2 separate regions of the Mus musculus genome follow, and region 1 is linked to region 2. A link is a loop called in an ENCODE intact Hi-C map of the cell type or tissue named here. Cell type or tissue: left cerebral cortex. All regions are shown on one strand. Links, peaks and the distances in the headings refer to the core of each region. The heading gives the core; the rest is flanking DNA. Region 1 holds the start of Prpf40b (pre-mRNA processing factor 40B). Region 2 holds the start of Mcrs1 (microspherule protein 1).

The links. Hi-C counts contacts between places; a loop is a spot of excess contacts. Peaks named below come from ENCODE experiments on the same cell type or tissue, not always from the same donor. Only the 100,000 strongest peaks of a DNase experiment are listed, where the experiment ranks them.
Region 1: a loop joins it to region 2, with 2.0 times the contacts of the local background. A loop is called at or near these places in 3 of 42 quality-filtered maps.

The regions. Positions count from the first base shown.
Region 1 is chr15:99,286,365-99,302,161 of GRCm38, reverse strand. Prpf40b (pre-mRNA processing factor 40B) reads right to left here and starts at 6,924. Exons shown (of 26, transcript NM_001370635.1): 1 at 6,734-6,924. It overlaps Fam186b (family with sequence similarity 186, member B), which reads left to right and starts at 14,982. Exons shown (of 8, transcript NM_001081254.1): 1 at 14,982-15,217. The coding sequence starts at 15,122. In left cerebral cortex, for the core only: a CTCF peak has its summit at 6,842 (motif pointing right); DNase peaks (open chromatin) are centred at 6,321, 6,994 and 7,576; H3K4me3 peaks cover 2,519 bases; H3K27ac peaks cover 1,797 bases.
Region 2 is chr15:99,245,680-99,260,794 of GRCm38, reverse strand. Mcrs1 (microspherule protein 1) reads left to right here and starts at 8,834. Exons shown (of 15, transcript NM_016766.3): 1 at 8,834-8,933; 2 at 10,213-10,332; 3 at 10,781-10,919; 4 at 11,289-11,427; 5 at 11,935-12,093; 6 at 12,235-12,344; 7 at 13,408-13,516; 8 at 13,730-13,868. The coding sequence starts at 10,323. It overlaps 1700120C14Rik (RIKEN cDNA 1700120C14 gene), which reads right to left and starts at 9,007. Exons shown (of 3, transcript NR_045627.2): 1 at 8,794-9,007. It overlaps Gm25999 (a small nucleolar RNA gene), which reads left to right and starts at 5,781; the gene lies at 5,781-5,913. In left cerebral cortex, for the core only: CTCF peaks have their summits at 8,305 and 11,651 (motif pointing right); DNase peaks (open chromatin) are centred at 9,533, 11,238, 11,634, 13,000 and 2 more places; H3K4me3 peaks cover 2,742 bases; H3K27ac peaks cover 6,459 bases.

The sequences.
Region 1 (15,797 bases), core at 3,206-11,205, 45 kb before region 2:
CTTTATGGACTAGAGTTTGAGAGCGGCTCTCCCACCCAGTGCTCAACACCACCCATCTTCCAACAGCAGCAAAGGCTAGATCCTTCCTGGCACAGAAGGAAGAGACTTTCCACAGTATGTCATTTTATGCCTTATGAATATGCCAACTATATGGTTTTATTACCTGTTCAAAAATACCTGGGGTGGGGCAGGAGGAGACATCCCTCAGCACTCAAGACAGCTGCTTCCAGGAGCAAGGATCTGGGTTCAATTTCCCAGCACCCACATGATGGCTCACATGTGTGGATACCCCCAGTTCCAGGGATCTGACACACTCCAGTAGGCCTCCATGAGTACCAGGCACAGGCATGATGCACAGATGTACATGCAGACAAACTTAAATACATGGAAAAAATATATATATAATGTCTTTTGGTGGCTGAAGAGATGCCTCAGTGGGTAAGAGCACTTGCTGCATGAGTACCTGAGTTTGGATGCCAGCATAATATATACAAACACACATACACAGAGACAGTCAGACACACACACACACAACTGTGCATGGTTGTAACACTAGTGCTATGAAGGCGATCATTAGGGCTTGCTGTCTGCCAGCCTACCTCCAGGTTCAATGAGAGGCCCTATGTCTAGTAAATTTGGCAGTGAGGGATGAATAAAATGCTGGTTGACTTCATCTGGCCTCTGGGCATAGACGTAGACACAAACAGACAGACAGTCTTATATTGTTTGATTTTGTTTTTGAGACAGGGTGCCACTATGTAGCCCTGGCTACCCTGAAACTTATTCTGTAGACTATATTAGCTTAGAACTCAAGAGATCCTCCTGCCTCTGCCCCCCAGGGGCTGGGATTCGAGGTGTGCCCACGCCTGGCTCAAACACATTTTTTTTTCTTAAATTATTTATTTTTGGTATGAGTACACTTCTTCAGACACACGAGGGCACTGGATCCCATTACAGATAGCTGTGAGCCACCATGTAATTGCTGGGAATTGAACTCAGGACCTCTGGAAGATCAGTCAGTGCTCTTAACCTCTGAGCCCAGCTCAAACACTCTGTAAAAGGTGAGGATGTGGCTAAAGGGCTGTTTTTCTCCCTAAGCAGAAGCTGAGGACCAGCACAAGAGCTCTAGTAAGAGGTGGAAGTTTGGACGGACAGGAGCTGCCTCACAATTGTTCTCAGTTACCCCGCTCCTGAGGAGGCCTGACCAGTTAAAACTGCTTTGTAACCTTTATCTCTAGAAATATCTTTTTCCTTGTCCTAAGTAGCTATGTGCCAAGCTATTAGAATTCTCTATTGTCTACCTTCAACTAAGTGTACTGTTCCTATCCTCTGGAGAGTTTATCTGTATGGAATGTCAGAAATGACTTGCATAGGAGATACCAATTTTATGTTCTACTATTTCACCTTAAGCTGCTTTAAGAGCCTTTAATGTGTGTGTGTATACACACATTATTATGTTATGTGCATTGGTGTTTTGCCTACATGTGAAGGTGTCAGAAGCCCTAAAAATGGAGTTACAGATATATGTAAGCTGCCACGTGGGTGCTGGGAATCAAACCAGGGTCCTCTGGAAGAAGCAGCCAGTGCTCTTAACCACTGAACCATTTATCCAGCCTCTTAAACCTACGCCGTAATCATCCTTCAGTCTTATCAGGCCCAGCACCACCATGTTATGTAGTCATCTGTTGAAGACACTCTCTAGAGCCTTCTTGATATGTCACCCAGCTCTCAGTTTAACCTCCAAAAGAGTTCTTCCATCTAGGTGCTCTTTCCATTTCTTCTCACACTTCTTGCCCAAACCACTTTTCCCATCTGATCTACAATGTGGCCTCCCAAACTGTTATCCTCATATCCACTTCTATCTGTACCCACAATGCCCTCCAAAATACACATCAGACCCATAAGCACCTGCATAGAATTCTCCATTGGTTTCCCACTGTTCTGAGTGAACACCAAGACTCTACCCAGGTCTCTGAGGCCACTGACCTTGCCGGTCTCTTCCATACCCATCTCTGTGCTCCAGCCACACTCACTTCTCCCAGCTCAGGCATTCAACTGTGCATCAGGCACCTCTCCTATGTCCTATACACACTTCACAACCAACAAATATTTCCAATGAAAACCTTCAGCAACCCACTGCACTAGCCAGAGTCTCCTTTATATGTTCAACACCACACACCTTCCTTCTAGGAGTCACCCATCACAAGTTTACAGTCACTAGTATAATTCCAAACATACCATCTCATGGCATTAAAACATATACTCTATTAAACATGGATTCACAGGCTGAAGAGATTGCTCAGAGGTTAAGAGCACTGGCTTTTCTTCCAGAGGTCCTGAGCTCAATTCCCAGCAACTACTTGGTAGCTCACAAACATCTATACTGGAATCTGATGCCCTCTTCTGGAATGCAGACAGAATATTGTATATATAATAAATAATTTATTTAGAAAAAGTATTTCTAGAAAAACAAACAAAAACATGGATCCTCACTTACATCTTGGATTTAACGAATTTAGAGCAACTCCACTAAAATGTAAAGTCTTAAGGGCAGAGGTAACTCAGCACAGCGGCTCAACACTGCAATCCTAGCCCTGGGAAGATGGAGATAGGAGTATGAGGAGCTTGGGTCACTGTGGGCTGTGTAGTAAGTTCCAGGTCAGTCTGGGCTGCAGAGACTCTGCCTCACAAATGAAGCAGTAAATGAGCTACTGAGTGGATTAAGGAACTTGCCTTCAAATCTGAGGACCTGCATTTGACTCCTAGGACCCACACAGCAGAAACAGAACTGATTCACAACTTTCCCCTGTTTTCCCCCCACACATGCACTGTAGCACATGCTCTGTCATCCAAATGAGTAATAGACATTATAGAAAAATTAAAGTGGGGCAGGTCATTGACTTGGTTTTGGCAAGTCCTGCCAAACTCGGTGGCCTCTGATAAGGCCTCCTTATAAAGAAAACACAATTTAGAGCTGGAGGAGACTCTGAATATCCCCCAAATGTTCCCGAAACCTTCTATGAGACAGGTTATCACTTTATAGTAAGGCTGGCTAGGACTCGCTCGCTCTATACCCCACTCTAACTCTAGCCTCAAACCTACAACCAAACAACCCTCTTCCCTCAGCCTCCCAAGTGCTAGGATTATAGCCATGTGCCAAGGTTGGTTGAGACAGTGGCTTGGGTGGCTTGGACTGACTGGTCCTGAACTCCTGATCTTCTTGCCTCCATCTCCAAGTGCTGGACTTAAAGGAATGCCACTTCACACATCGGCACTCCTCTCTTAGCATGTGAGAAAGGTCAGACAGAGTAATTGTAAATGGTGTGTCAGTCCCACAGCTGGCTTCAGATGAGCCAACTAAATCCCATCTGTCCTCCCTAGAAGCACAGTGCCTGCCACAGAAAGCAGTGTTTTCATACCAACCTTCCCTGAAAGTGACTAAATCATCAAGATTCAAACCTCATCTTAAGAATAAACAGTGGTGCCTACTGCCTGCCCTATAAAATTCCTCGACTTAGAGTCAGGTGTTCTTAATTTGGCATATGCCTTTAAGTTTGGAGGCAAAGGCAGATAGATCTCCGAAAATTCAAGGCTATCTTGAATCAAGTTCCATGACAGCCAAAGCTACAGCGGGAGACCCTATCTCAAAATAAATATATAAATTAGTAAATTGGGCATGGTGGCATACACCTTTAGTCCCAGAACTTGGGAGGCAGAAGCAGGTGAATTTCTGAGTTCAAGACCACAGATTCTAGAGTGAGTTACAAGAGAGCCAGGACTACACGGAGGAAACACTATCTAAAAAAATAATAATAATAATAAATAAATAAATACTTTTTTCTCTTCATCTACCATCCAAAGCCTTTCGCTACAGGCAGTTCCACATCTGGCCCATCCTGAGGCCAGGGCTTCCTAGTTAACTTTCTGTACAGGAATTGTTAGATTTCTCTCATTTTATTCAAGATGATCCAAAGTTCACTCTGTTTTACTTTCACATTACCGCACACCCGAGCACCCACACCCGCACACCCACACACTCTGTCCTCTTAGGACCAAGCACACCACTTGGCAGTCGCTTGTACCTCTGTGAATGTTTACTGGGCTTCTGAGAGTGCCTGCCTTTCCAATCCAGTGTGCTACATTTTGGAAGTGAGCTTTCTTTCTTTCCCCATTTCATAATGTCTGAGGACATGGGAGGCACATGAGCATGCAGAGGCCCAAAGCTGATGTTAGGAATTATCCTTTATCCTTCATCAATCTTTTACCCTATTCCTTGGGGAGAGCCAGGTCTCCCAACCAAACTCGGAGCTCACTGATAAAGCCAGTCTCACTAGCTGTCATACTCTGGTGATCCAGTCTCTGCACTAAAGGCTAGAATTACAAGGAGCTGAGCATTTTGTATGTTCTGGGGATCTGAACTCCAATCCTTCTGCCATTGCAGCAAGCACTTAAGCCACTAAGCCATCTCGACAGCCTAGGTTTTCTCTTTCTCAAACTCCCCAACTGTCTAGACAGGGTGGCCCTCCACCTGAAGTGCTTTGATGACACCATCTCATCCCTAACCTTGGTGGATTTTTGGATACTACCTAAAATACTGTTTGCACTCATTTGTTTGTGTAAATTCTCTTGAGTATAATCGGTAATAGAAACATGTAAAATAGAGATCCTTTACCTTGGTGGAAGGCAGCAGGTATCAAATACTCATATGGGAAAAGTTACATGATAGAAAGCTAACTGTATGGAGACTTCTGGACAGAATTCAAACCCTGGCCCATTTTACTCAGTTACCCAGGGAAGACAGAGGGATGGGATGAATGGAAATGACCATGGACCTTTTAGAGTCTTCCCTCCCTCCCCCTGTGCTGTCCTTTCTTTTCTGCTCCTCTCACCTGCTGCAATACCAATACAACTTTGGGACGGTAACACTTCTGAGTGGACTCTGAAGTGACCAGTGCAAAAGGACAGTAGAAAGAAAGCTAAAGACAAGCAGATTTGTCAGTCTTCCCCGGAACAGAACACACATTGTAGGGCAGGGGAGAGTCAATACTGAGACTATTGGCCATCTAGTCATCATATATTCAGGGAGACCAATGGAAGCATCCTGATACAAGATGTAATCAATTCTCAGCCTTCAGATCTAAGGGGTAGCTCAGAACTGAGCACTCAGAAGAACAGGGAAAAAGACAAAAATAGAGAGACAGGGAAGAGAACAGAGATCACGGCTAACAGTAATGTTTGCTGGGTGCATATTATGAGCCAGAGTCACACCACATGTCCATTTAATCCTCACAACCTTCTGAGAAAGTATCCCCATTTCATGGAGAAGCTGGGGTTCTAACAGGTTACTTCGTGGCTACAGTTCTCAGAGATTAAACGGCGGAGGCAGGTTTGGAATCCAAGCAGTCCGACCCCATAAAGCTGCCTCCCAGAAAGAAGGATGGCACAGATGACATTTCTTAGCCTCATTTTTTTTAATCCCAATCCTGAGATTCTGAGACAACCAGGTGATCCTAGGTAGGCCTGGACTGACTTATTCACCAAAGGAACTGTAAGAAAATGAAGGCTAAGAGGCATATTTCTCAAAGAGAGGCAGCCATCATCAAAAAGAAACGGGGTTGGCAGAGTAGTTCAGCACTACAGTTCTTGCCGGCATTAACAAGGCCCTAGGTTCAATGCAGAGCGCTGCAAAGAACAGCTGAGCTCTAGCACCCTGTTGTCTCCACTGACCTGCAGAGCCCAAATAGGTCCAGCCCCTCCCCCACCTACTTCCTAGCCTCTACTCTGGTGTGTAAGCCCTAGCATTTCTTCTGCTCCCCACAAAGAGCCTAGAGATCTTTCTAGAATACAACATTTTGCTTCTGATCCTCCATCACCTCTTCACTCTCCCGAAGAAACAGAATGTTGTTACTTCTGGTTCTCATCGTTTTTGAACTTCCAGGGTTCAACTTCCTCTATTTATAGAGTTCTCCCATTTCTCCAACGGGATTCCCAAGGCCCAGGCCTGCCAGGACCCAGCCTTGCAAGCTTTAAATCTCTTATCCGTAAATCCCGAGAAATTTTCCCCAGTCAAGCTGAAGGTCTCCACTCCAACATCCTCCTGCTTGACGCATCCTAGAACCCCTTCGCCTGAATTCCCTCCTCAAATCCCGCCCCCTTCTGCAACGGATGGAGAGTCCGTTTATCATACTGCCCATTTTCCTTTTTAAAAGTCAATGGGAAATTCAAGGCCCAGAGAAAGGTAGTGACTTGCCCAAGGTCACACAGAGTTACCACAGTCTGTCTGAAGGCAGAGCCAGGGTTGGGACCCAGGGGCCTCTGCTCCTCCGTTTCTTGGACTACTCCGGTTCTGAGGTGGAAACCAGGAGCATCTCTTTCCTCAGAAGTCCCTCCTAACCTCGGGAGACAGGTTTTGAGAACGGATGGGTAAGGAAGGGTGTCCCCTAAGGTCCAAAGGGGCACCTGGGGCTTCCAAAAGGCACAAGCCTGGGTCTGGGGGAGGGGCACGGGCCACGCCAAATAGCCTAGGATTGGCAACTGGTTTCCATCGCCTGCCCTCCCTTCGCCCCCGACCTTTCTCCACAGACCCACCGTTCACTTCATCCCTTCCTCCTCCTCACACAGCGCCTAGGCTCTCCGTCCCCTCAGCCCCCGGTCGCACCCGCCCCCCCGCCCCCCGCCATGCACCATAATGGCCTCCCCGCCCCTTCTACCCTCACTCCCCGCCCCCACCTACCTACAGGGCTTCTTTTCCTCACCCCTCGGTCCCCTCGCCCTCCCTCAGGGTCCCGGGTGCCCCGGCGGCCCTCCCGCCTCCCCGGCTCGAGCCCGGGCCGCAGGGGGCGCTGTGAGACAGCCCCGGGCCTCTCCACCCCCGCGCGGGGACGTTACCATGCCAGAGCCTCAGAGCAGCTGGGCCGGCTCGGCCCACTCGCCAGTAAAAACAGCTCTGATTGGCCGGGCTTCGGCCGGGAGGGCGGGGCCAGTGGGGGGGTCGCACCCCTTCGTGGCCGGGGCTCCGGTTGCTCTCGCCGAGGAGCGGAGCCCCCAACCGGCCCGGTGTGCCCGGCCCGGCTCCGCCCCCGGCCCGGAGCGCCAGGCCCCGCCCCCACGTGCGCAGAATCCTGGGACCGCCCCCTGGGGCGGGGCGCGCCTGGGCCCACCCCCGGGGGCGGAGCGCGCCTGGGCGGGCCTGGGACTGACCGCGCGCTGGCTGCGCAGGGCGGCGTGGCTCTCCCGGCTCACAGCCCCCTTCTTGCCCGCGACTCCGCGGCCACCACCCAGACCGGACCGAGCCATTAATTTCTCCCGCGCAGAGGGCACTACAGCGGTTCACAGAGCGGCTCTTTTCCCTGCGTATTTTCTTTAGTTTTAATTTTTTGTTGTTGTTGGTTTTTTTCGAGACATGGTTTCTCTGTGTAGCCCTGGCTGTCCTGGAACTCACCAGGCTGGCCTCGAACTCAGAAATCCGCCTGCCTCTGCCTCCCGAGTGCTGGGATTAAAGGCGTGCGCTACCACGCCCGGCTTTAGTTTTAATTTCTTAATTCAAGAACTATTAATTAAACTCCTGTGCCAGCAGCCGTATGTGTCGGGCAAAGCCGACAAATCCCCTAAATGAGTGCGTACGTGCCTCTCGCTTAGCGCTGGGTTACTTTCAGAATCTGCCTCTGTAACATCTACAGTGAGAGATAAACGTTCAGTTATGTAGATAAGGGAACTCGAAGCTACTTAATGGGCATGCATGCTCAAGTTCTTGGGCTAGTACAGCTGGCCCTGGTTGGAGGCATTGCACCTCTTTACCCCTCCAAAGCCGGGGTAAAGACCAAGACGTTGCCTGTTTCCTTCTGTAGGTTTCTGAACCTGACTCAGGAAAACACCTCTTTATGTCTATAGACAATTTGGCTTTATCAATAGTTGTATTAAAAGTTCTTATATTCATTCTTCAAGCCAGCACTGAGTTGTAGAGGCAGACAGATCCCTGGGGCTCAGCGGCTAGCCGAACTAGCCTACATTGTGTTTTCTGACTAGTGAGAGACCTGATCTTTAAAATGATGTCCCAGGACGTCATGAAAAGCCGGACATGAGGGGAAGAAACCCTTTCCCCTGAGATCTAATTTGTCTTTCTTGAAGTGATCTCAAATAACAAATCCATGATGCACTTTAAATCTAATGTATGTCAGGTGGTAGTGGGTGTACCCCTTTAATCGAGCATTTGGAAAGCAGAAGCAGGCAAATCTCTGAGTTCGAGGCCAACTTGGTCTATACAGCAAGTTCGAGGACAGCCAGGAATACACAGGGAAATGTGTAGCCCAAAGAAGCCCTGTATCAAAACAAAACAAAACAAAACAAAACAACAAAAACAAAATAAAACCAAAACCGAGCTTAAAAAAAAATCTAAAGTCTCTTCTTTCCCTTATGTTTTCTTGCTTTTATTTTATTTATTTATCGGGGGGCGGAGGGGGACACATGTGTGCTCACTGCACCCATGTGGGAACCAGAGGACAACTTTCTGGGGTCACTTCTCTCTTTCCACAATTTGGGTCCTGGGGATTTAATCAGGTTATCAGGACTGATGGCAATTGTCTTTACCCACTGAGTCATCTCTCCAGCCTCTCCTTTAAAAAGCACTTTGTGAGCCGGGCAGGGGTGGCACACGCTTTTAATCCCAGCACTTGGGAGGAAGAGGCAGGTGGATTTCTGAGTTCGAGGCCAGCTTGGTCTACAGAGTGAGTTCCAGGACAGCCAGGGCTACACAGAGAAACCCTGTCTGGGGGGGGGGGGGGGGGCACTTTGTGTGTGTGTGTGTGTGTGTGTGTGTGTGTGTGTGTGTGTGACCTGTGTTGTTACAAGTATGTGAAATACCAGTTCTCTCCTTTGACTATGCTTTCTGGTCCAGGAGATCAAAAATGGCTGTCTCCAGGGAGAAGATAAAGGAGGCAAGCTCTTGAGAGACCTGGCAGCAATCACCTTTAACTTCTGAGCCCTCTTTTTTATCTTAATAAACTCAATTTTTACTTCACTCTCATTCATCCTGATGTTTTTTCTGCACAGCATAGTTAAGCATCTGGTTTTACCTGAGTGGATCTACTTAAAACTTGGGCTATTGGCACATGCACACACACACACACACACACACACAGGCGGGGGCGGGGGGCGGGGCGGGGGGAGTGGGGAGTGGGGGGGGGGAGAGAGAGAGCACAAAAGCACGGTTTTGTTGTTGTTACTGTGTGGTTTAGGGGCTTTGGTTTTTTGAGGTAGGGTTTAGCTGTGTAGCCCAGATTGACTTGGAATTTAACACATTGCCTAGGCTGGCCTTGAATTCACACTCCTGCCTCTGCCTCCCAAGTGCTGGGATTACAGTATGAGCAGGCAACTGTTTTTAAAGGTCAAATGAATATAGAAAGCATTTCAGGACAAAGAGCAGAGCCTTGCTTGCCTCGTTGATCTTCTCCCTGGAGACAGCCATTTTTCACAACTAGTGGATTTTCTGTTGCTGTTGTTTTGGTTTCTTTGGTTTTGTTGTTGTTTTGTTTTTGGTTTTTGGTTTGTTTGTTTCTTCAGTGTATCCCTCTGTCAGCCTCATTGCTTCTCACTGGGTAAGGAATCCAAGGAGATATCCTGATCCACTGCTACTATTCCCTTACTGATCCTATTTTGATGGATACTCGAAGGGATGGGAGAACTGCCTTGCCGGTTTGTTTCCTGGACCATCTCCCGTTTCTCACTGGATTCCCTCATCCCTCCTCACAGAGACCTTGCAGATGATGTGGGCCTCCCCAAGCCTGAGGAATAACAAGGGCAGCTGTTTGCAGAGAAAGGCTCAGCATAGACCAGAGGTCACTGACCCTGTAGGTTCTCTCAAGGCAGGACACAGCCAAGAGCAGAAAGGAAAGAATGGAGCAGAGCCAGGTTCTGGGCACTGCCATTTTCGTCTGTGGAACTCTGGAGAGTCCCAAAACTTTAATTTAGAACCCGACCTTCCAGGTACATTTTTATGAAATTAAGTTTTAGAATGTATTTTACTTAACAGTTTGTTGGCTTACAGTGTTGAAATATTTAGTGTATGGTTATTGATTCTCAGTCCTGCCTCAGCCCCAGAAATAACGGGGGCAGATGTAAGGATTTAGCTCATTGCTCTTCCCTTCTCATAAGTTATACATCATTTATCATATCCGTCTGCAAAATCCATCCTGTAACACTTTCTGTTTGTCTAATCGTCAGTTCTGACCACACTGTGATTGCTCTGCAGAGCCGAGCCAAGTGCAAAGCTGAGGCATCTTATTTTCCCAGCGGACTTTCAGTATTCCCCAGGGATTTGTCACTATCTGCTTTTTATTGTGTTCATTTGCGCTGTGTTATTTGCATTTTAACTTTTTTTGTTAATTTATTTGTGTGCAAATGTTAGTGTGTGTGCTCCACAGGCAAGCTATGGAGCCCTTTCCCTTCTTCCACTGTGTGTGGAGTCCTGGGATCAAACTCAAGTCATCAGGTTTGGTGGCAAGTGCTTTTATTGCTAAGCCATTGAGGTGACCCTCATTTTTCTTCCTTCCTTCTTCCGTCTCCGTCTCCGTCTCCGTCTCCCTCTCTCTCTTTTTCTTTCTTTTTTTTCCTGAGACAGGGTTTCACTGTGTAGCCCTGGCTGTCCTGGAACTCACTCTGTAGTCCACCAGGCTGATCTCAAACTTACAGAGATCCTCCTGCCTCTGCCTCCCTAGTGCAGGGAGTAAAGGCATGTGGCACCCCAGCTGGCTTACCCGCCATTCTTGTGTGTGTGTGTGTGTGTGTGTGTGTGTGTGCGAGAGAGTGTGTGTGTTTTAACAAGTTAAGCTTATTGTTCTCACATATGCTCTGAATATCATTTTATAGCATCTTAACCTGTTGCAATAACCTATCTTGAAAAGAACTAGGTATTGAGTGATTGTGTTTTATTTAATTATTTTCTCCCCAAAATCTCTTTGCTCCATTTTATTACATTCATTTAGAGAGAGAGAGAGAGAGAGAGAGAGAGAGAAGTATTTTATACTCAAACCCAGAGCCTTGTGCATGTTATACAAATGCTCTACCACTGAGTCACATTCCCAGCTATAAAGTTTTAAAATGATATGTTTGTTTTCCTGGGGTTTTTTTTTTCCATTTATGCAGTGAAAACTAAAACCTTGAGACAGGGGGGTGGCTCAGCCTGTAAAGTGCTTGCCTTGGAAGTATGAAGACCCAACTGGTCCCCAGAACTAATGTAAAAAGTCAGACTTGGCGGGTCACCCTAACAGCTCCAATGCTTGGAGACCTTATCTCAAAAACCAAGATAGACGGCTGTCCAGAGGAATGCCATCTGTGGTTGACCTCTGACCTCCAGATGCTTGCATGACCGTGCGTACACCTGTCCGACATATCACACGCCTGGCTTCGCTGAGGCAGCTTCTTCACAGTGAAATGATGTCATAACACCAGTTGTCATAAAGCTGAACCTCTAATGAGTTGAGGACCAACAACACAATAGTGTCTGCTCTAGATGAGAACGTTCTGCACGGAGTCTAAAGCGGGCTAGATGGGGTTTTTAAAGTTTGTGTCTCTCCTAGACGTGCGGTGATCACCCGAGAGTGGCCTTTGAATGATGCTGGATGCTGAAGCTATGGCAGCTGGCCCAAGGTGCAGGTCTCAGAACAACTAGTGTCTAGAGATGTCCCAGGCCTAAGGGGCAGGGATGTAAATAAGTCTGGCTGCTTCAGAGAGGAAGAGTCACCAACCCTTACACTCTCCAGTGCTCACCTAACTTCTGGGCATATGCACCATCTGCCCAGAGCCCAGCTACAGTCCTGAGTGTTATATGTTACATCGTGTGTGTGTGTGTGTGTGTGTGTGTGTGTGTGTGTGTGTGTGTGCGTGCGTGTGCGCGTGCGCGCACGCGCGCGAGTGTGTGTGTTGTAGTGTGCTGTATACGTGTGTTGTGACTATAGGATGTAAGAAATGTTAAATGGCAACCTTTTCTGCAAAGCACTGTGAAACTTTATTTATAATGAATTAAAATATTTTTATCTCATGGCTGGAGAGCTGTCTCAGTGGTTAAGAGCACTGGCTGTTCTCCCAGAGGTCCTGAGTTCAATTCCCAACAACCATATGGTGGCTCACAACCATCTGTAAGGGTACCTGGTGCCCTCTTCTGTCTGGCCTGCTGATGTATATGCAGAAGAGTACTCATACAGTAAATAAAAAAATTTTTTAAATATTTTATCTTCCCACTATGTGAAACCTTTATAGAAATGTTTTAACCCTCTCCTCTCTCTCTCTCTCTCTCTCTCTCTCTCTCTCTCTCTCCTCTCTCACACACACACACATACACACACACATACACACACACACACATACACACACACACACACAAACTAAACCATCAGTCCCTTTCTTTTTTAAAAAAAAAGATTTATTTATTTATGTATATGAGTGTGGTGGTTTGAACATGCTTGGCCCAGGGAGTGGCATTATTAGGAACTATGGCCTTACTGGAGTGGGTGTGGCTTTATTGGAAGAAGTGTGTCACTGTGGGGGTGGCCTTTTGTGACCCTCCTCCTAGCCACATGGGAGACAGTCTGCTCCTGACTTCCTTTGGATAAAGATGTAGAACTCTCAACTCTCAGCTCCTTCCCCAGTGCCATGCCTAGACACTAAACCTCTGAACCTGTAAGCCAGCCCCAACTAAATGTTGTCCCTTAAAAGAGGTGCTTAGATCCAATTTAACACATCTTTTTTTTTTTTTTTTTTTTTTTTTCTTTTTGAGACAGGGTTTCTCTGTGTAGCCCTGGCTGTCCTGGAACTCACTCTGTAGACCAGGCTGGCCTCAAACTCAGAAATCCGCCTGCCTCTGCCTCCCAAGTGCTAGAGGATCAAAGGCATTCGCCACCATTTCCCGGCTCCAACTACCTTTGTTAAAGACAGGATCTTCATTCAGGTCAGTAGTATACAGTTTGAGTCTTGGGCCCTCTCCTCTCCCTTTGTCTCATCAGGATCTCTCTATGTAGCCTTAGCTGTCCTGGAACTCGCTACATAGATCAGGCTGTCCTTGGACCCATGGAGATCCACCTGCCTCTGGCTCTGAGTGCTGGGATTGGTTAAAGGCATCCCCACCACGCTTTTAACAGAAAAGCGTGAGTTGTGTTCACTCTGAGGAAGGAGCTCAGAGCCTCAGCATGTCTATTTCATACACTAAATTGAGGAGGTGTCTTGGGCTTTTCTTAATTAAATCATACACTGTCTACATTTCAATTGCCTTGCTTAGATTATTTATATACAGTCTACTCATCAGTGTGGTTGAACTTAAAAGAAAAATAGAGAGGGGGAAGGGGGGAAAGAGAGTCCAGAGAAGGAGCTGGAGTAAAGAAACCAAATTCGAATCCTAACCCCGTTCTTTCAGCTGTACCTGGGTGTGACCCATCACCCTCGGAGCCTTTGCTGGCTTAGGTATGCTGGTGACGGTAAGTCATCCAGGGTTGGGACGTGCCCAGTGGTAGAATGTGTATCTAGCACACACAGGGGTCTGGTTCTGATCCTTAGAGCAAGAGTGTGAGCAATTGAGAGGGGCTAAATTTTTAAAAATTAAACATGGTCAAACTAAAAATGATTTACAAACTATGAGATTTCTGAAATCATAAGGGTTCAAAGGATCGCCCAGAACAGACATAAAGATCAGGAAGTATCCACTAGCCAGGGTCTAAGTCAATCTGGAGCTTAGCGCACTTCTGCTTGGCCGGCACAGAGCCGCAAGCAAAGCACTGAGAATATTACCAAAGGTGAGTGTTTGCTGAGTGAGTAAGCAACAGAATTACCATTGCCTTAGTGGATGGACAGTACAGTGAAAAGCAGTTGAGTGTCAGGAAAAGTCTTATGTGGGTAAGACAACTTACGATGCTTAATTTGTTATCTATTAGATGGCAGTATTTTTGGTGACAAGGGAGAATATTTTTCATGTCTGTGAACCTGCACTCTGTATCCATTCATTCAATAGGTGCTTAGTGCCCTAGTATGGGCCAGGTACAATTCTAAGTCCCAAACATACAGCGATGTTCAAAAAAGAAAGAAACGAGGGGGCTGGAGAGATGGCTCAGTGGTTAAGAGCACCAACTGCTCTTCCGAAGGTCCTGAGTTCAAATCCCAGCGACCACATGGTGGCTCACAACCATCCATAATGAGATCTGACACCCTCTTCTGGTGCATCTGGAGACAGCTATAGTGTACTTAGAGAATAATAATAAATAAATCTTAAAAAACAAAACAAAACAAACAAAAAAACAAACGAAACAAAAGCCTCCTGCTATGATTATTTATCAACTTTAGCTAGTAAGAGTGTTGACTGAGCCTTGAGCCTAGGGGCGGAAGAAAACATATCCTCATTTAGGTGTTGATTGGCTCTGATTTTAAAGTCAGAGGTTCCCTTTAGAAAGTGTCTTGTCAGCCTTCTGATGCCGTAACAAACACTTGTAAGGATTGACTCAAAGGGAAAAAGGTTATTTGGCTCGCCATTTTGGGAATTCCAGCCTGTGACCAAAGAGCTGTGCTTCCGATGTGGTGGAGTAAAACCACAGATCAAGGATAGGGGAAGAAGAAAGGGTTGGAGCCCTACAATGCCCTTCAAGAGGACACAGATCCTAAGGCCCCCTGCACAAGGCTCTACCTCTCAAATGTTCCACAACTTCCCCTTGGCACCACACTGGGGACCAGAACCTTCCACGTACGGATCTTTGGGGAACCAGGATCTAAACTGCAGCAGGAAGTCATTTTTCCTAGTTGCTTTTCTTTTTTTTTTTTTTTTTTTTTTGCCATTAATATTTAGTTTGGGAACATGATTTTTAATGGTGAGGCGAAACAAACAAAGGATAATGGCAGGCAACGGCTGGCATACAGCTGGGAGGTGGGAAGTTTAATCTTCTAATTCTTTAAGTCAAACTGATGATGTCACTGGGGAAAAGAGAGTCAGTTGGAACCTGGTGTCTGGCAGTTACTAGAGGAGCTGTGGCCGGGCAGAGGGTACCCAGGAACCTCCCTGGGCCCTTAGCCCCTAAAGCTGCCCATACTGTGTGTTCAGCCCTGTGTACAAGAGCCATGGGACATCTTCGGACTGAGAGAATTATCTAGAATGGAGAAGGACAACCCCCCACACTTGGTGACTCCCACATCAGTGAAGGCTATTATCTCAAAGATTGAGACTGCCCAGCTAATTCGGACTCAGGAGGTAACCCCAGAGACGAGGAAACTACCCTTCTATTAGGGTCTGATGTAGAGGCTGGGGACTGATCTCTAGTTTACACAAGACTCCAGCCTCTGGGCCTTTGGGGGTCCTGGGAGACTTGACAAGCCAGGTTTGCAGACAGGTGAGTTCGGAATGCTCACATCCTGTATCTGACTTCTGCAAGGGAGGCTAAGACCAACCACCTCTGAAAAGCAGGGATGTAAGGTCACAGCCCCGAGGTAAGTGGGCAGGAGGCTCCTGGACAGCACCTAGCGATGGATCCTAAAAGGTTTTGTGCAGGGGTAGATTTTTAAAATTCACACTCTGTGTTGGCAGACTGCTAGAATCCCCTAAGCTATGCCCCGGAAACACTTGGGAAGATGTTCAGAGATGTTCAGAGGCTCGGATCACTCTGGGGATGAGGCTCGGGTGCAGCTGTGCTCAGTGTTTTTCCATCTCCCCCGAGGAGCACTTACAAGGAGGGGAGTAGATGTTGACTCGGGACAGCAAAGGACACACTGCTTGAACCTTTTATCCAGTGTTTCTTTGGGATTTCCCTTTTTGTTCCCATGTTGCTTCTGAG
Region 2 (15,115 bases), core at 7,116-15,115:
TAGTGAGCTCCAAGCCAGGCTGGACAAAGAGACCCTGTCTTTAAAAACAAAAACAAAAACAAAAAAAGACAAAAAAAACGAGTAATTTGACTGCAGATCCTGTGTTCCCAACCATTGCATTCGAATCTTCCAGAAGAAACATGGAGTCCTAAGCAAAGATTCAAAAGGACCCATGAGCCGTGGCTCCCACGGAAGCTCCATCCACACCAGGGAAAGAGAGTGCACTGAGACTGTTCTCCACCACGGATGACTAAGCTGAATGGATGGAGTCACTGCTAGCTCCTTCTTTTCATCTGTATCCTGTTTCTTTCTGGGCTCCAAGTCTCCACTTCATCATGAATGCTGGAGGGTCCCGTGCACTGGTCTTGGCTCTCCTGCATTATACCTATGTCTACTCTCCTCCCTGGGCGTTCACGTCTGCCTCATCATGATGCTGACTTTCTATATCTCCAGACCTCTTTCCTAAGGAAACTAGTATGTCTGCCTCTTAAACAAAACACCTCCGCCAGGATACCTCGCAGGTGCCCAAAACTGAACCTATTTAATTCAGAGCTCTTTGTTTCTGCTCCCACACAACTCTGGGCTTCCCACAGGCTATTCCTTTGTTGTAATTGAAGATGATTACTCAACAGATAGCAAGCATGTACTTTAGTACTGAAAAGAAGAAGAACCCGAGCCAAACGACTGAACTCGGAGCTCACCAGCTGGGCAGGGGGAGGAGCGAGAGGATGGGCAGGGGGAGGAGCAGGAGGATGGGCAGGGGGAGGAGCAGGAGGATGGGAAGGGGGAGGAGCGAGAGGATGGGCAGGGGGAGGAGCGAGAGGATGGGCAGGGGGAGGAGCAGGAGAATGGAAGGGGGAGGAGCGAGAGGATGGGCAGGGGGAGGAGCAGGAGACTGGAAGGGGGAGGAGCGAGAGGATGGGCAGGGGGAGGAGTGAGAGGATGGGCAGGGGGAGGAGCAGGAGGATGGGAAGGGCAAGCGAAAGCATGAGTGGGTGATCCTTTAGTGCTGAGAGCCAGGCTGACCCAAGGCTCCCCCCGCCCCCCATGCCTGATGTATGGAAAGATAACAGTAGTTCCTTGTGCAAACCCAGAAATATGCCTGGCAAGGATTTGTGGGTCCTGAGAACCCCACTCTTCTCCCTAAGGAGCAAAGTTACCCTCTCCAGCGCTGTCTGGCTGACATCCTGTGTCCCTTTATGCAACACTGCTTGAGTAGCCTTCTGCTGACTTCACAGTATATGATAGTTTTCTGTTGGCCTAAGACACAACTTGTGCAAGACCTCCCGACTCCAGCTCTCGCGGCTTCTGTCTTCTCGCCTCCCGCTCCTCCCTCTGAGGACCCTACTGCTGAAAAATGCCTTACTAGTACAGGTCAGTTTCTCCTGGAACTCCGTTTGTTTCTCATGACACACACAAGCCCTCCTATGTGCATGCATGTGTGTATATTAATGCATGTGGCACCAAAGTTCCTCCCCCTTGCGTGTATTATGCACATATACCCATCTCCAAACAATGACCCTAGCAACCTCAGAGTTCCTTCAGTGTATTGGGCTATGAGCACCCTCATTTTTTTTAAAGATTTATTTATTATATGTAAGTACACTGTAGCTGTCTTCAGACACCCCAGAAGAGGGCATCAGATCTCATTACAGATGGTTGTGAACCACCATGTGGCTGCTAGGATTTGAACTCAGGACCTCTGGAAGAGCAATCAGTGCTCTTAACCGCTGGGCCATCTGTCTAGCCCGAGCACCCTCATCTTTGACCAACAGTTTAAACTTCCCCACTCCTAGTAACAATCAAATTAAAATAGTTCTTATTCAGTTGTATTCCCAACATGTCCGGGAGTGATGAATAGAAGGCTGACCCGACCTGAACTGGTTTTAGGTACATGTGCAATAAAGGCAAAATTGTGTCTTCTGGTAAAGTTTAGGGGGAATCCCGTTTACCATCTTATGCTTGTGCGTGATAAAGTGTGCATATGATTAAAATCAGATGCACTATGGGAAGGGATGTGTGTAGTAGAAAAATTTAATATATGACTTAATCTCTCAATTAAAATAGAGAAACACCCAAACTATACTTCTCAGTAAGTAGCCCTTCCTTCTTATGGATCCCATAGGAAGAGACCTCAGGCAAAGCTTAGGGCCCTTCAGTGACCTCCCCCTCCTGTGGCCTGACGTCAGTCTTGCTATTACGTTCCTCTATAACCTGAACTATTGCTTTGCTCTGAATAATATTATCTTCTTCCATCTGCAAACCTGCCTGAGCCCTTCTTTTCAGTTCTTTAGACATGAGGCCCCGAACCTGGAAGCATCTGTCCTAGAAGGCCAAGCCTGGTAACAAAAGAAGGCAGCGATGATGTCAGAGGGGTGGAGGTGTTTGCTTCCAAGAAGAGAGGGATTCCCACAGTAGTCAGATATAAGTAGAGTTTGAATCATCTGAAGAGGAGCACTCTATCTGAAGAGGAGCACTCTGGGTACTGGGAATGAATGGGAGGTAGCACAGTGGGGAAGAATGCTGGAAGGCCAGTTAGGGGTGCAGAGCCTAGGGACTAGTAGTAGGGAATGGTGGGAAAACCAGCAAGGTGCTTCAGGTTTGGAATATTTTAAGTTTCTTTCTTTCTCAACAGAATTTTGCTATACAGCCCAGGCTGACCTCGAACATGCAATCCCCAGCTTCAGCCGTCCAGGTAGCTGCAATCTCAGGTGTGGGTCATAGCACCGGGCAGCCACCTAGTTTCTCAGACTGAGTCTGTGTCTCATTTTTATTTCCCCTTTCTGTGTCAGTCCCAAAGATGTGAGAAGAAAGACCACCAACCCTAGTCAAATCACCACTGCCAAATTAATTACAGCAAGCAATGAACTAAAATAAGCTTTTTCATTTGTGTACATGGGCTGTCTCCCCCTAGGGTGGGGTTCAGCCTTGGATGTGGGGAAGTTAAGGTTTTTCTAGGGTAGGGTTCCCAAATGGAGGATTTGGCGGGTAAGTAGGCAGGGCTCAGAAGCAGAGCATAAGCACAAGGGACCTTCTGAAACAGATATGACCGCAGGGTGGTCATGGTAAGGTGGTCCTTGTTAGCTCTCAGAACCCTGGGACTATGACTGAGGTGCCTGTTTACATATCAAAGAGGATACCGGCCAGACCCCCAGCATCCTTCAGTACCTGTGGCTCCTCCCAGCACCTTTCACCTTGCCCTTAACATCTCACTCTCCTTGGCTAGGCTTCCGCTTCCCTGTCCCCAGTCTGATTCCTATATAACTCAGCCATTTTGGCCACTGCTGCAAATTCTGGGCCACCATTGCCCCTGCACATCGTGCAGGCAGGACAAATTGCAGGTCAAAGGCTTTGTGGCTGGTTGGTGCCTCTGGATTATTTCTACGAAGGCATTTCCAGAGGGGTTTAACTGCAGGGGGAGTGGGGTGGGGGGGGGGGAAGAGCTGGAGTCCCAAAGTAAATAAACACAAGAGACGATGCAGAGCACCACAGCACCGCATCTGGCTCCCTGCTTACTGCCTGTGGGTGCGGTGCGCCCAGCTGCCTCTCAGAGCCGCTGCCCACGTGGCTGTCCCCATCATGATACAATGTACAGCTCAAACTGTGCTGGAGCAAACCTTTCCATAAATTGCTTCAGTGAGCACAACAATAAAAGTAACTCATACAGAAACATGGTACTGAGGACTGGCCACTGCTGGGATAAAGGTGACCGTGCAGCTCCTAGGCCTTTGGAAATGGTTTCGGGTTAGGAGAGGAAGATTTTGGCAAGAGCAATCCTGGAATGCTCTCAACAGAGTTTTGTAAGCCGTTATGGTGCGAGTCTAGAGGACCAGCACCCTGACATAGACAGTAACTGCTGTGCTCGTTGAGTTTCAGAGGGAAACATGGTAGCACCATTCTTGTTACACCCTGGCTACACTCTGCTCACACCAAGAGAACTTATGTAGACACACATTTTTTTTTTTGCAACCTACTTTTAGCCAACCACCCAGCAGAGGTAGTGGAAGAGAAAAGTTATTAGCATATGGGGGAAGTGGACTTGTTCAGCAATAGTTCTTTGGGGGCAAGCTCAATCGTCTCGGGCAGTAGTTCAGTCCCATAGCAAACACCAAATACAACTCAGCAGCTGCACACCAGTCCTCTAGGCAGGCAGACACACCAGGTACGAACCGGCAGCTACAGTCCAGTCCTTTCAGCAAGTGGAGACCAGACAGCTGTAGTTCAATCCTGAAGGAACCACCAGGCTCGCCAACCGGCCTGAGGTGAGGCCGCAGAAGCGACAAGCTGCCACAGGAGTCTCACAAGCAGTTCTTGGGTGAGATTCTCTCAATGGCAGCTTTACCACAAGTTGAGCTCAACAAGAAATACAAGCGAATCAGTACATGTGTGTCTTTAGCAAAGACAGAACAAACCAAACCAAGGCTGAGTGCTCGGCTCTTGATGTCTGTGGGTCATATTTATATACTCCTTCATCAAGAGTCCTTTCACATGTTTGCTTTAGCCAAACATCCTTTCACCTGTGTCTGCTTCAGGAAAACAGTCTTTCCCATGTCTGCTTTAGCAAGATGTCCTTTCACCTGGGTGCCCCGACAAAATATCATTTGACATAACTAACTTTCCAAAGAACTAGAAGTTTCCACTTCAAACTTGACTGGGGCGGAATTAACGAGTGATGGACTAATGTGGAGGTGGAGAAAATGTCATAATCACAACATGGTGTCTTAGGCTATAGTCATGGCTTCTGCTCACTAATCTTATCCAGCTTTACAGGGAGCAGGGCCACAGGAAAGGTGTCCTGCGGGCAATACCCCATCTACTGAGACACCAATCTGTGAAAACTCAAACTTGAAAGTCTAAATTGGGAATGCCCCTGAAAACGTTCACTGTTTGAAAACAGAACCTAACTAGATTCTGTTTTCCCAGGTGTTCTGGGTTGGGCCACTAGTGTGTACAGAAGGCACTGCAACGGTAATAGGAAGAGGATAGACTACATCTTGAAGCCACAGTGGAACTTGGTGGTACCTACGTGGTGGTAGTTGTATAGGCACACATAGTCTCCAAGGCCAGGCAAGGTGGAATGGGGTCAGGTTCCCTGGGAACCCACTGCCTGACCATGTGAACGGGATGCCAGAGTTGCAGTGCATATTGGAGGTTCTAGGGCTATGGAGCATCTGCTGAGGAAAGCTGCAGGCAGAGAAGGGCGCTGACCGGAGAGGAAAGCTGCAGGTGCTGCCGGTGGTGGGCTGGGGCCACAGCTGCTAACAGTGCTGGAGCCCAGACGGTTCCATCATGAGTTCAGACTGCAGAGTGCTGGCCTGTCTGGGTTTCAGTCTTGCTTTGGCCTGGTCTTTTGCAGCACACTTTACAGAGTGAGTCACCTCTCCAGCCATTGGCCTGATCTTCCCTGCATGACCCACACTCTATTTTGGAATGGAAATATTTACACTGTGCCATTGTATACTGTAAGTAACTTGTATTTTATTTTATAGAGACTCGCAGTTAAGAGGTCACCTGAGTCTCAGAAAAGACTCTGCACTTATATTTTTGAATCATTTTGAAAGTGTTGAGACTTTGAGTTTTTTTTTTTTTTAAGATGAAATAACTGCCTTCTGCATTAAGATATGAACATGAAGGCAGGCATGTGGCACCCACCTTTAATCCCAGCACTCTTCAATGCTGCACTTGTCTACCAAGTGAGTTCTAGAACAGCCAGGGCCATGGAGAGACCCTGTTTTCAAAAGCAAACAAACAAAAGAAACAAAGAAAGAAAAATGAGTGTGATACAGCCAGTTGAGCTGGCCAGGCCCCCTTCTTCATGGCACCTGTGTGTAATGGCTGCAAACAGAAGCCTACTTGGAGGGATATTCAACCTTCTATCTGTGTGGGTTTCCCTAAGGGATCTTGGTGGCAGCTTTCTAGGGGCTATTTCTGTCTCTGACCTCAATACTATCCCCAGTCCAGGCTGCAGACAAGCGTGCATGCTGCCTTTGGGAAGCTCCAGGACACAGTGGCCAGGATCCACTTAGGCCAAGTCATCAAGCCCATCTGTGTCAGGTTTCACAATGAGGAAGGTGGTTAAGGCCTTGCATAGAGGTAAGGTTCAAGTTCCCTGGCCTCTGGAAGAGCCACGCCTCAAAGAGGTGGGGCTTTACCAAGTTTAATGCAGAAGAATTGAAAGGAGTGGTAACTGACAACCAGTGCATCCCTGATGGCTATGGGGCACATATGTCCCCAGTTATAGTCCCTGGGGAGAGTGGCAGACTCTGTGGTCCTCCTGAGAGCTTCCACTCTGCTTACTATGCCCACTGAACCATGTTCAGTAATAAAGCTCACATCCGGTCTAAAGAATTAACATGAGACTTTAGGGAATGCTATGATTTAAAAGTGATGTTTCAGGGTTGGGGATATAGCTCAGTTGGTAGAGTGTTTATACAACACGCACAAAGCCATGGGTTTGATACCCAGTACCACACAAAACCAGGGATAATGGCACCCGGCTGTAATCCTAGCACTGGGGAGGTGGAGATGGGAGGATGAGAAGTTCAAGGTCAATCTTTTGATAACTTGAGTTTGAGACCAGCTGGACTGCATGAGACCCTGTCTCTAAAGCCTAATACCTGGGTGTGGTGACACACGCCATTAATCCTTACATTGGGAGGCAGAGGGAGATGGATCTCTGTGAGTTCAGGACCTACATTGCAAGTTACAGGACAGCCAAAACTACATAGAGGCTCTGTCTCAAAAACCCAAGCCAAACAAACCAAGAAAGACCGGTGATCGCTATGCTCCAGTGGCACCAGCAGCTGATGGATGCCACCGACATAAATGTGGTATGCCTGGACATCAGGTGGGCTTGTGATCTTGTCCGCTTAACCTCATTTAGAGTCACAAGACATCTGTGAAGCTATTTCTGGAGGTTTAACTTAGATGGGAGACACACCCTAATTTCGAGTGACCTTGGGCTAGGGCTACAGACTGAACAGAAAGGAGAAAGCAGGCAGAACACCAATACTTCATCTCTCTGCACTTCCAAGTTCTGGACACAGCGTGAGCAATCACCCCACACTCCTGCCACCATGCCTTTCCTGCCATGATGTTTGTCCCCCTCACACCCCCAAAAACCCTGTGAGCTAAAATAACCCTTTCTTCTTTCAGGGTTTCCTTCTTTAAGGGTTTGCCTTTCCTAGGAGAAAAACATCTAACAAACATTGAACAGTACCCATCCAGCTCTTTACCAAACGATCCCTTGTTAGGGCTGTCCATGTGGCTTGGTGGGACAGAACTTGCCTGATAAGCAACAAGTATTTCACTCCTACTTAAAAACAAACAAACAAACAAACAAAAACTCTTTAAAGAAGAAAGCCCAATTAATTGTCATCTGTATAGATACTAAACCACACTATATTTTGCACAACCCACCAGACTGTGTCCTAGTTTGTTTTTAATTGCTGTGATCAAAACACTGTAACTAAAGGCGACCTGGGAAGCAAAGGGTCTATTTCATCTCATAACTTTCTTTTTTTTTTTTTAAGATTTATTTATTGGTTATATGTAAGTACACTGTAGCTGTCTTCAGACACTCCAGAAGAGGGAGTCAGATCTCGTTATGGATGGTTGTGAGCCACCACGTGGTTGCTGGGATTTGAACTCCAGACCTTTGGAAGAGCAGTCGGGTGCTCTTACCCACTGAGCCATCTCACCAGCCCCTCATCTCATAACTTTCAAGTCACTGTCTATTACCGAGGAAAGTTGGGGCAAGAACCTCAAGGCAGGCACTGCTTAGACCTCCCACATCTATCCAAACAAGAAAACACACCCCAGACTTGCCTACCAACCAGTCTGAAGGAGGCATTTTCTCAACTGAGCGCGAAGATTCTAGCTAGTTTCAAGTTGACAAACCTCTAACAAGCACACTGTATACCAGAAAACTTTGTTTTGGGAGCGATAAAGCAAATACATGCTCGTTAAATAAGTAACAGTATATTATGAAGAGAAGACTTGCAACTTGTCAGGGTCGTCCATTTGACACTTAAGTTCAGGATGTCAGGCACGCTGGGCAAACGCTCTTCCCGGAAGCTCCTCCAGCCAGAGCTGCTCCACTTTTGTGCCCCTCAAAGAAGGCATGAAAGAGCTATTAGAGCCCAGTCTCCCTAGCTTTCCCGGGCATCTCTCACGGCCCCAAAGTCTGGACGTCTCCTGTTCTCTGGGAACTAGTTCTTTCTTTCAAAACAGTTTCCTCAGGGAACACTGTCCTCTGAAAAGGATTCGGTTGGTTTGCTGGCTACCCACGACTGACCCCAGCAGTCTAGATGGAGTTCTTCTGGCGTAAGCAACTGGCGCCGCTCCTTCTAAGGAGTGTTTCCTTAGGAACGCGGCCACCATCCTGCATCTCCCCCTTAGACAGGAATTTTCGGGATCGTACTGTACGCCACAGTTAGAGCAAACTCTCCAACATGTTCCTCCAGTCCTGTGCTTAGCAAAGAGCCTGACCGAATCCCTTATCTGAAAACACTGGCAGATAAAACAATACAAGATTTGGTCCAGAGAGACCTACCAAGGTTAGTGCTAATTACGAATGCACGGCGGCCCCGCCCCTCCCAGCGTCGCCTGGGCGGGGTCTCAGCACAAGCCCCGCCCTCCCGCTGCGTTTTCCAACACGGAAACCTCCGCGGTTCCTATAATTAACACTGCCTGGTGCCTCCCTAAGCGCTTCTGCCAACCGGGAAAGCTGTATTTCCGGCTCCCCGCAAAATGGTTTCCACTAAGGCGCACGGCCACGCCCCTTCCACTTACGGGTCCAGGACGAACCGGAAGAGATCGTCCAACCCTTCGTTCGCAACCCGGAAGTAGATGTGTCTCACGGAAGCCGGCTTTGGCCCTGCGGCTCCTGCCGTCGCCGCGGAGAAATTGTTGGAGCTGGCAGCCTAGGAATGGTGAGACCCCGCGACTCGTCTCCTAGTGTTCTGAGTAGACCTGGAGGGTGAAGTGGAGTTTCCCAACGTGCCTCGGGGCACAACCCCACAACAAGATTTGGGGCCCCGCCCCGGTATCGCCCCGAAAAATCTGCGCATGCGTAAGTCCGATCAGGCCAGGCTCTGGCCTGCGGTGTTACGCATGCGCACAGGTGGCATGCTTGAGGTGGGATGAGAATTGTCTGGGAGTTGGTCCTGGTTCGCTACCACCGGCCTGTGGGCCTCAGAGCCAGATGGCGAGATCGATGCAGTAGTATGGAGCCGAAGAGTTGACTAAATTACCACTGCTCCCCAGAGTCCCTGAAACAGACCTGCACTGATCCCTCACCTTGGGGGTGCCCTGTCGGGAGGAGGGAAGGGAAGGAGGGCAAGCACTTTGCCTTAGTTGCTCGTGGGACTGGACACCTGCACCCCCCTTCTGTGGTACCCACGGAGCTGGTCGTGGAGCGTCCTTAAAGGCAGAGCCAGAACTTTGCTCTACGAGACGCCGGAGTCAGGAGGGGCGGGGCTGCCAAAGCGCTGGGTATTCATACAGTTCCCAAACCACGTTTGAATCGTCCGAAGGAACCACCCGCTTTAGTAAAAGCTGCAAATGGAAGGGAAAGCAAAAGGGTAGCGAGATAGTGGGATTCCATCTACCTTCCCAGGCTGTGGCCTGGGGGCAGGCTGGTGCTGCTGATTTGAGTAGACAGGCAAAGGAAAACAAATGAGTCAGGAATCCCTTGACCCTTTCTGGTTAACGTTCCAAATGCTTAATTTAGGATTCACTGGTAAAATTAAGAGAGATCTCTGAGCCTAATACGTTTTTTCCCACATCTTTTTATCATTCACACAAAGGCCTCAGTGACTCCCACATAGCTACTTATATTTTTTGTTTTTATTGTTTGGAGCAGAGGCTCACCATTATATAGATAGCCCTGGCTTGCTCTGTAGACGAGGCTGGCCTTAAAGTCAACAGAGATCCACCTGCCTCTACCTCTACCTCTACCTCTACCTCTACCTCTACCTCTACCTCTACCTCTACCTCTACCTCCGCCTCCACATGCTGGGATTAACTGTCAGAGCCATCAGACCAGGTAATAGCTACTAATGGTTAGGTGCAATTGAGAGTAGAGCTCTTTTGCCTCTTCCCACTACCTCAGACAGGGTGCACGAGTGCACGAGGATAAGGGATTGGTCAGTCAGTAGGTTTGGCCTGTTGGAAACCCGAGCCTGAGGGAGCCTTACCTCTCCTTCCCAGACTCTCTTCTCAGCATCCAAGCTCGCTTGGTCAGAACCCTTGGATGAGCCTGTGGGACCCTTCCTCCTAGCCCTGTGGTTTGGAGCCGGAGGCTTTGGGACTGTGAGAGGATGGACAAAGGTAGTGTGAGGCCCGGCCATCTCCCCAAGCTCTCGGGCGCCAGGCAGCCTCTGACTCTACCCCTTGCCTTGCACGAGTGTCTCTCGGTCTTGGCCCGGCAATGCCACCTACCACCCCCCTCCCCTGGGCCAGCACCACCCATGTGCCTCTCGGCAGAGCCACAATTGCCTCAGTTGCTGTGGAGCTTCTGCTCTTTGGCACAATGCATTTTGATAGCCAAGGGAGCAGTTATGCTCAGAGCCCACCCCGTGTGTCGGCCTCATCAGCCTGACCTGAGCACCTGTGCTGCACCCCATGACCCGTGGCACCAGGAGGTCTGAGCCCGGATGGGATCTGGATGGCCAAGGAGGAATGCCTGCCTCAAAGACCAAGCCTCAGGGAGGCCGGGCAAGGGCTGAGGGGCTGACACAAGGGTCCGTGCACAGAGGTCACCCTTTCTCTTTCCTAGATTCTCAGGGGCTGCTAGACTCGTCCCTGATGGCGTCAGGCACAGCCAGCCGCTCCGAGGATGAGGAGTCACTGGCAGGGCAGAAGCGAGCATCCTCCCAGGCCCTGGGCACTATCCCCAAACGCAGAAGCTCCTCCAGGTAGCCTGGGCTCAGAGCGCCTGGAAGGGGAGGCATGTGGGGCTAGGCACGCCCTTGCTAGCCTTGGTTTGAAATGGCCTTCTGAGCCTGCCTGGGTTCTGAGCCTGCCTGGGGTCCAAGCAAAGCCTTGTGCTTTTCCTTTACCTCCTCTGCCGGTGTGTCCGGATGGCACCGAGGATGGAGAGTGAGGGGTTCCATCTCTGTTGAAAGGTTGCCTGTTACCTCAGAGGACTAGAACTTGGCTTTTCCATGTCCACTGAGCCAGACACTGCTGGAAAGTGAAGGCAGTTAGTTCCCAAGGGGAGCCTGCACCTTGGAAGCCGTGCGTGGGTGTGGTACCAGTAGTTAACCCTGCAGGACCTTCCACAGGTTCATCAAAAGGAAGAAATTCGATGATGAACTGGTAGAGAGCAGCCTGGCCAAATCCTCCACCCGGGTGAAGGGGGCCGGCGGGGTGGAGTCAGGCCGCTGCTCAGGGAGCGAGCCCTCCTCTAGTGAGAAGAAGAAGGTAAGGGGCTGGGCAGCTGGGTGAGGCCTGCCAGGGACTGCACTGCCCAGCCCCCATCCCAGACCCCTCCGTCCTGTCTCTCCTGCTCCCTCCCTTGCTGCGTCCCTCGCCAGTGCATCCTGGATCGCATTCCGTGTGGGAGGCAGGGAGCTCGTATCTATTCTGGGAGCAGACAGCTTGTTCCCAGCATTGCAGGGTGTAAAAATAACCCCCAGGTGGCATTGCTCTGGCCCCAGACAGTGCAGCAGCAAGAGTAGTTTCCTGGCATCCCCCCACCTGCCCTCCTTTCTGGGGCTGAGGGCGCCACAAGCAGAGAGAGGACCCCACCCAGTCAAGAAAGATACACAAGGACTTGGGCGGGGGTGGGCATTAGAAAGCTCCGCTCTCAGCTTGGCTCCCTGGTGTTGTCAGAGCCTGCGGCTGTCACAGTATGTGATGCAGTAGGTCCGAAGCCCCAGCTCTTCTGACACCAGCTCTGAGTTCACTGTGGTCCCGTCCTGTACCCAGGTATCCAAGGCTCCCAGTACTCCTGTACCTCCCAGCCCTGCCCCAACCCCTGGGCTGACCAAGCGTGTGAAGAAAAGCAAACAGCCACTTCAGGTGACCAAGGATCTGGGCCGATGGAAGCCTGCAGATGACCTCCTCCTCATCAATGCTGTGCTGCAGGTACCCACCATGGGCCTGGGGCTCCATCCCTCCTGTCCTCCAATTTCCAGTCCCCATACTAGCTTAGCAGAACCCTGTGGCTTCCAAGGGAAGGATTTTTCCCAGTGCTGAGCTAGAGCAAACCGTTCTGGGGTCTTGCAGACTAACGACCTGACATCTGTCCACCTGGGTGTGAAGTTCAGCTGCCGCTTCACCCTTCGGGAAGTTCAGGAGCGCTGGTACGCCCTGCTCTACGACCCTGTCATCTCCAAGTGAGTGGGCTGGCTTCAGCAGAGGGGAGGACTGGGGCTCCCCAATTTTGGAACTTGGTATAGGAGGGCCAGATTCAACCAGGACCCAAAGGAGGGTCTTGGGAGGCAGGGCCATGGGGCTTTGTAGCCTCTGGGTTAACCTGGGGACCTACTGGGCATTCTGGAGTGTCTCCTTTCTTTAACCTCTGCTAGTCCCAGATGGAGGTCAGCGTCCTGGCATGGGACATAAATGCCTACAAATGCCAGGAGCCTCAGTTCCACCAGTGTGTGCCTTGGGCCACTTCTGAACTGTCCACACTGGCCTGTCACAGGTCCTGATAAGAAGAGGGATCTGGCCTTCCCGTACTCAGGAGGCAGAGGCATTGGCTGAGTTGGAGGCCAGCCTGCTCTACAGAGTGACTTCTAGGACAGCCACGACTACAGAGAGAAACTCTCTCTAAAACAAATGCGAGAGAGACAGAAACAGAGACAGACAGAGACAGACACTGAGAGAGACACTGACATAAAAGCCCAAGACCCGTCTAGTGTTAGCAAAGTTTCAAGTAAGCTCTTGCACATACATACCATACTCCTCCTCAGTTTCTTAATTCAGTGTCCTCAGAGCTTGGTTTGAATCTGAACACCCATCTTCTACTCCTCCACAGCCCTACCACCTACTCAAGCTGTAGCCATAGTCCCGAGAGACCAGAAAATGGCTTGGCCTCAGCTTGGAAAAAGGAGGCCGTGGGCAGTGGGTAATGAGGAAGGGCTGGGAAGAGAGTTGCAGATGATCCCAGGGTGTCTCAGAAGCCGGCCTCTTGTCTGCTTGCTTTGAGCTGGGGTCTCTGTATGGGTGGCTGATGGTGAGAGCTTACTCTGTAGACCAGACTGGCCTTGAACCTTGAGCAGCCGCAGGTTCCCGGGCTCCTTCACTGGACCTTGCCCTGGTTATTTCTACCACAGGCCTCTAGGCTCAGGATCTCTATATTCCAAAGACTTATAGGTTTTGCGGGGAGTAGGAACCCCAGATTACTTGACGCCTTCCTTTTCAGTTTTCCCTTCCTTTCTTTCTTCCCATGTGCAGGCTGGCTTGCCAGGCCATGAGGCAGTTACACCCAGAAGCCATTGCAGCCATTCAGAGCAAGGCCCTGTTCAGCAAGGCTGAGGAGCAGCTGCTGAGCAAAGTGGGATCAGTAAGTGGGCAGGCCACGCGCTGGGCCGATGGAAACCGGCAGTGTAGGGAGTCCTGTTGTCCCGGATGGGGTCTGCATACATCTGCAGGGGTCTTGATGGAAACCATGCCTGGCCTCTGGTGACTGTTGCTTTTTCCAGTTCCTTGGCCTGGGGACAGGGATGGGGTAGGAATGAAGAAACCCAGGCATGAAGAGAATGTTTCTGATCTCCAGAGCAGCCAGCCCACCTTGGAGACCTTCCAGGACTTGCTGCATACACACCCTGATGCCTTCTACCTGGCTCGTACTGCCAAGGCTCTGCAGGCCCACTGGCAGCTCATGAAACAGTATTACCTACTCGAGGATCAGACAGGTAACGGACACCCCAGGAGCTGTCGGGAGCAGTCAGGTGTTCAGGTGTGGGAACATGTGCCAAGTGCTGCAGGTGCAGTTGCCTGCCAGCGTCCTGTGAGAGAGTTCTCAGCAGCCCCGTGTGTGTCCTCCTCACCTCCATCTGCCAAAACAGCAGCAACAGAACCTGCTGCCTTGTAGTGCTGGCAGGGCCTTTGGCATCATGGAATGGGGAACCAGCTTGCCTGCTATCCTGAGCCAAAAGTCCAAATAGTAGTTAGTATTACTACTTCTTGTTTAGGTTTTTTGTTGTTGTTTTGTTTCTTGACATATTTGGCCATCACATGAACAGTATGTTTAGTGTATTATTTATGGGGAGCCTGAAAACTAGAGCAAACTGGGCATGTCGTCTCTAGTCACTTCCCCCCACAAGATTCTCACCCTGGCTTTCTTTCCAGCCTGCATCCTCCTTCCATTGCCTTGCTCCTGGACCAGGGAGTCTGTGTGGTCAGGTGGTTTAGCCCTAAAATCCCCAGCAGGGCTTCATATTTAGGCCCCGTCCATCCTCTTCCCTAAGGGCTGGGAGGCCTTCTGCCACCTCTCACCGCCAAGCTAGGAAAGCCACCGGGTTGGACTGTAGGAGGCCTGCAGGGGGACTGGTGACCCAGGTTCTGGTTCGTAGGGTTCAGGCCCACTCCTCGTGGCAAAATCCACTGCCTGCTGCACTGTGCACCGCCATAGCTCTTCCTGCTGCCTGGGAGTAAAGCCTTCCTTGCCCTAGCATGCTCCTGCAGCTCAGGTTCGGAAAGATGGCCACGGCCGGATGGTAGGACATGTGTCCCCTCGTGATAGTGTTCCGGGGGCTTGCCGTCTTACCCATCATGTAATCCTCACAGGACGTTTGGCAGACAGCATTTATTTTTACTGTTTTAAAGCCAGCTTGCTCCCTCTTTTTGTTGTTGCCGTTTTGGGTTTTTTTTTTTTCGGTTTTGTTTTGTTTGTTTTGTTTTGAGTCTTGGTTTTCTACAGCTCAGGCTGACCTCTTGCCTCCGTCTCCCAAAAACTGGAACTATAGGTTTGCAGCACCACATCCTGCTGCTTTTGTCATGATTCTGGAAATTGTTCTGTTCCCTGAAAGTCGTGTGTGTAAAATAATCTTCCCCCAAGAGTTTCAGTTTCTCATTTGTTGCTTAGAGCTGGGTGTCCCCAGGATCAGGCAGTTTTCTTGGCTTAGCTAGCAGGTTAGTCACACATTTAGAGTCCTGGATG